Linked DNA regions of Homo sapiens: region 2 is linked to region 1. A link is a loop called in an ENCODE intact Hi-C map of the cell type or tissue named here. Cell type or tissue: Caco-2. All regions are shown on one strand. Links, peaks and the distances in the headings refer to the core of each region. The heading gives the core; the rest is flanking DNA. Region 1 overlaps TMEM38B (transmembrane protein 38B). Region 2 has its middle 22 kb from the start of FSD1L.

Evidence for each region. Hi-C counts contacts between places; a loop is a spot of excess contacts. Peaks named below come from ENCODE experiments on the same cell type or tissue, not always from the same donor. Only the 100,000 strongest peaks of a DNase experiment are listed, where the experiment ranks them.
Region 2: a loop joins it to region 1, with 7 times the contacts of the local background. A loop is called at or near these places in 19 of 110 quality-filtered maps.

Annotation. Positions count from the first base shown.
Region 1 is chr9:105,717,585-105,720,413 of GRCh38, forward strand. All of the region lies in intron 2 of TMEM38B (transmembrane protein 38B), which reads left to right. Among named protein-coding and RNA genes, the nearest start is that of TMEM38B, 24 kb to the left of the region's middle. In Caco-2, for the core only: a CTCF peak has its summit at 1,045 (motif pointing left); no DNase peak of the experiment used is centred there.
Region 2 is chr9:105,425,001-105,427,829 of GRCh38, forward strand. It overlaps a transcript of SLC44A1 not described here. Among named protein-coding and RNA genes, the nearest start is that of FSD1L, 22 kb to the right of the region's middle. In Caco-2, for the core only: a CTCF peak has its summit at 1,245 (motif pointing right); no DNase peak of the experiment used is centred there.

The sequences.
Region 1 (2,829 bases), core at 34-2,533:
AAAATACATATGATTCTATTTATAAAACCTTTAACAACTATATTGTTTATGGATATAAACATATGCTAAAACTACATAAAAAAGCTAAGATTTGTATTCAACATTATGTTACTAAGATTCATCTGTTTGTTTGTATGTAGCTGTAGAACATAACTTCCCCCTGCTGTATAGTCCATTATATTAATATCTATATTTTATTCTTTTGTTGATGGCAGTTTTCTTGGTTCTAGGTGTTTAGTTAGGCATTACAAAACAACAATAATAGCAATTACATAGCATTTACTGTGTCCCAGTTTTCTAAGTGTTTTGCTTATGTTATCTCACTTAAACCTGACAAGAACCCTGAGACGTAGGTATTATTTTATTCAATTACGTGTTAAAAAGCATGTAATTGAGGCATGGAGAGGTTAATAACTTGCCTAAGGTGTCACAGTTACTGAGTAGTTGAAGCTGGGATTCCAACCTGGCGCAGCTAGTCCTTTAATCTGTACTTACACAGTATATTGGTTTGTACTCTGGAAACAGGAATGTTACCTTTGTCTTCAGAGATCCTTAAATATAAAAAAATTATGGCTTAAAGACATAGTGTATTTTACTATTTTCTTTTTCAAAGTTTTCATATTTAGAACAAATTTGTAATCTTTGCTTCATTTGAGGTTTTTTTTTTTTTTTAGATGGGGTCTTGCTCTTGTTGCCTAGGCTGGAGTGCAATGGCACGATCTCAGCTCACTGCAACCTCCGCCTCCTGGGTTCAAGTGATTCTCCTGCCTCAGCCTCCCAAGTAGCTGGGATTATAGGCGCCCGCCACCATGCTGGCTAATTTTTGTGTTTTTTAGTAGAGATGGGGTTTCTCCATGTTTTGTCAGGCTAATCTTGAAGTCTTCACCTCGTGATCCTCCCGCCTTGGCCTCCCAAAGTGCTGGGATTACAGGCATGAGCCACCGTGCCCTGCCCATTTGATTTTAATTTGAGAGATAAAATGATGTTAGAAATGTTTTTAAACAAGCAAGCAAGGTAATCTTTAGTACAGTAGCTCATAGTGTATACATCTGGAAATTAGCACCATCTACTGGCAAAGAGAAACAATAACTTGGTATGTCATAGTATTGTGTACACTTTCATAGGTTTTATTTGTTTTGAAAAGCTGTTCCCGGGGGAAATAAATATTTTATAATTTTTTAGTATGTTTATTTTTGTTTCCTATATATTTTTCTTAAAATTCCAAGTATCAATTACTTATATATGGCACATTTGTGTAACCGAGACTACATTTAGATGAGGAAAAATACAACAAAAGGTATCATTTTATAGTTGTCATTCTGTCTGTATTTTTCAAAGCATGTACAAAAAATTTTCAATTTGTTGGAGTGATAAGAGCAAGAACAAAGCTGTCATACTGGACTAACATGAACTGTATTTAGTTTATCATTGTGTTTTGTCTTAGTTAAGTGATACTGTCTTCGATAGAGGAGTGGAATTGATAGTAGAGTGAAAACAGAGTTCTCAATGACTAAGCCTGGGAAGCTTCTCTCTGCCTAACTTTTTGTATATACCTAAATTCTACTCTCACTTTTTCTTAAACTGGTTGAGATTTCATTTGTTTGTGGCCTAGGGTCTTGTTTGTATCCCGTTTGAGACGTTTATTCTTTCGTTATTTTTTCTCTCCATTAACTTAACCTATAGTTAAATGTATGAGAAGTCAGTTGTTTTCTCATTCCACTTCCTCTCTCATTTTGTGATATGTTTTCTTTAGGCACTTTACAAGTTAAAGTTACCTTGGATATGATAATTTTAGTTAAAGGTGAAATTATGTTTACAGAAGGGTTACAAGGTTATTACCTAATAAGTGTTGGTTGAGGGATTTATTAAAAGAATTTTAAAGGCTAATTTGTTATAGAGCAGGAATGGTTGTTGAGTGTGCCATTGGTCTGATATGTTTACTTGTAAGTCTACTGAGCACAATAAACAATTGTTCTTTTGCCCTGTGGCTACTTAACTCTCAAATGAAAACAGTTTTTTTGTTTAAAATGTTAACTTATTGTAGGTGTGCTTTAGAAAGATCTGATTAAATAGAAGAGTTGCAATAATTGCAAATTTTTTAATGTCTTATACTATAATGTCACATAGTTGAATACCGAAGTCCAAGATTGCTATTGTAATAGTATAGGTTTTTAACTCACGTTAAAGTTAGGCTTAGTGTAAGGAATGAAAATGGGTCATTTATAACATTCTTTTGGTTGTTTTTCTGAATATTTTACTTTTGGGTGCTCATTACTGCTAAGGTGAAAACAAATCCCCCTTTCTTAATGTAATCTATAATAGATATAAAAATACATTTAAAAATTAAGTGTGTATACTTTTCCCCCATTACCTAACCAACTTCTTAGAAATTAGTTCTATATTCAAAGAGAGAACTATACAGACTTTCAAATTTTCTATGAATGTGTAAAAATTTTAAATCATACTAGTTGTTTTTAAAAATCTTATAGAACATGTACAATTTTAAAGCCATACAAATGGTCTTCAGAAATCTTTTTACTACTCTCAGATAGTTTATTCTTTTTTCTCAAACTCTTTAATTATCAACTAATGCTTTGATTTGCTGTATTTTGGATTTTGAATCCAGATTGACTGCTAATAAATGATTTAATTCAGGGCTACTTTTCATCATGCTGAGTTTTAGGTTAGAGGGTAACAAGATGAATGATTTCTGTCATCTAAGAACTATTGTAGTTCATTATGAGCATTATAGCCTTTATTTTATATTATAAAGAATAATGTATAAAGAGCTATTTTTAGGCATAGGAACCAATTGGTTTAGTTTTACAG
Region 2 (2,829 bases), core at 17-2,516, 290 kb before region 1:
TTTGTTAACTTAAATAACCATGGTAACACCTCACAGATTTTTAAACACATATATTTGGAATATATGGTAAATATGTATGTAGTATATATTCATATTTTAAAAACAAAAATGATTGTATTACCATAAAACCTACTTTTTTCACTTAAAGTTATATCATGTACAACATTCTATGTCAGTAATACCCATCGAACACACTATTTTTGGTGACTAAATGGCATTCCATTATATAGATTCCTTAATGCACACATACTATTGTACTACACAGTACTAAGCTTTGACATATACATTGTTAAACATGGTGCATACAGTTTGAAGGGGGAAACAGGTATTAACCAAACAGGAAAAAATACCTGAGCATAATTTGTGATGAAATGTCGTAAAGGAAAAGAACAAAATACTATGAGAGAAAATAATAGAGGTACATAATGTAGTTGCGGAAAGATCTGTTTGAGGGAAATAAGTTTGGTCTTGAAGGATGACGAATTTGGCATGTAAAAAGCTGAGGAAGAACATTCTAGGCAGAGAGAACTGTATATTTGGGGCCAGGTGTAGTGGCTCACGCCTGTAATCTCAGCACTTTGGGAGGTCGAGGCGGGCAGATCACCTGAGGTCAGGAGTTCGAAACCAACCTGGCCAACATGGTGAAACCCCGTCTCTACTAAAAATACAAAAATTAGCCGGGCGTGATGGCGGGTGCCTGTAATCCCAGCTACTTGGGAGGCTGAGGCAAGAGAATCGCTTGAACCTGGGTGGCAGAGGTTGCAGTGAGCCGAGATCATGCCACTGCACTCCAGCCTGGGCGGCAGAGCAAGACTCTGTCAAAAAACAAACAAACAAACAAAAAACCCTGTATATTTGGGAGCCTTGAGGCAGAAAATTCTTACTGGAAAGATGGTCACTGGGACTCGTAATCAGCAAGGCTGGGACAGATGAAGCTGGAGAGCTTCCACGCCATGCAAGGTGTTTTGCATTTTCAATCTGTGTAAGTAACATGATCTGATTTATATCTTAGAAAGCTTACTCTGCCTGTTCTGTGTAGGAGAATGGGTTGGGGCTCTGATGTAAGATGAAAGACTAGTTAGATGAGTATTTCAGTAGTCCAAAGGAGATGATGGGGACATATAGGAGAATATTTGTGTAATTTGGCCTTTCTATATAAACCATTTAATACTTCAAAATAAAATCTCAAATTTTCTGGGCTATATAATGCATTACTAATTCCACTAGGTGGCAATGGCATAGTTGTGAAGCAACACTGGAGAATGTCCTGGGGTTACTCAGTGCACTGCATTATTTCTAAGGTTATATTTTTTCAATGTTTGACCCTTGATTTACATTGACATTTACATTCCCTTTAAGTTCCAAAAATGTAATATATTTTACAGTTCTTGTTTTAAAATTATAATTTCAATAACTCCCTTGACTGGGAGAATGTGAAGGTCTTTGCCCACACATTTTTGGTTCCCCACTATTTCTTTGCATCTACTTAAAAAATAACAATAATGAAATAATATCAATTGCTATTTCTTGAGCAGCTTTTAGGAGTGAGTTATCATGCTGAGTATTTATATACATTACCTCATTTACTCATGCAGAGTAGATGTATTTCTTCTCATTTATAGACAAGAAAACAGAGACTAGGGAAGATTGGTAATTTGCCCAAATATTATCTGCCAGAACCTGAATTCAAGCCCAGTCTCTATAAACAAATTATTAAGTGGATAAATTGGTAAATAAGCAAATAAATGAGTAAGTAAACAGGATGATTATACACAGGTGAATTGAATAAATTGCTCATTATAGATAAAATATTAGTTACAACCAAGTAAAAAATATAACCCAAAATATGCAAGCATGACAAAATAATATTCTCATGACCCAAAGGTAAAGACAAGATACATATTAAATAATTCCTATCTTCTGTTTTTCCTTTTCCTTTTTTTTTTTTTCCTCGAGACAAAATCTTGCTTTGTTGCCCAGGCTGGAGTACAGTGGTGCGATCATGGCTCCCTCCAACCTCCGCCTCCTAGGCTCAAGCAGTTCTCCCATCTCAGCCTCTGGAGTAGCTGGGACTACAGGCCCACCGCGCTCAGCTAATTTTTTGTATTTTTTAGTAGAGGCAGTGTTTCACCATGTTAGCCAGGCTAGTCTTGAACTCCTGAGCTCAAGCGATCTACTCGCCTTGGCCTCCCAAAGTGCTGAGATTAAAGGCGTGAGCCACTGCACCTGGCCTATCTTCTCTTTCCCTTAACATATTAGAATTTCCCAATGGTGTTAAAACTTCCTTGAAAGCAGGACCAAGTTATAATATTCTTTCATTTGAATGTACTATATTCTATTCAATAATTCTCCTATAATTGAATTCAGCAATTTCCTCTCAAAATTAAGGGATTATTAATAATGCTATAATGATCATCTTTGTATAGAAATATGATGTCTTTAACTTATTTTTTTATAGAGACAGAGGTCTCACTACGTTGCTCAGGCTGGTCTCAAACTCCTGGGCTCAAGCAAGTCTCCTGCCTCAGCCTCCCAAAATGCCAGGATTCAGGGGTGAGCCACTGCACCCGGCCTCAGAAATATGATTTTTAATAGTGGAAGTATATTCCCTTTTATTAAACTTTTATTTATAATCTTTTTATTATAGAGATATCTTTGCCACCCTGCTAATTCTTTCCTTTAGATAGACTTCTGGAAAGGGAATTACTACATCAAGTGGTGAAGGCACTCTATGAATGTTGATACATATTGCCAAATTGCTCTCCAGAAAGGCTCTACCAATCCTTTGTACTAAAGTCTATGAATGTCACCATTTTCCACATCCGGCAG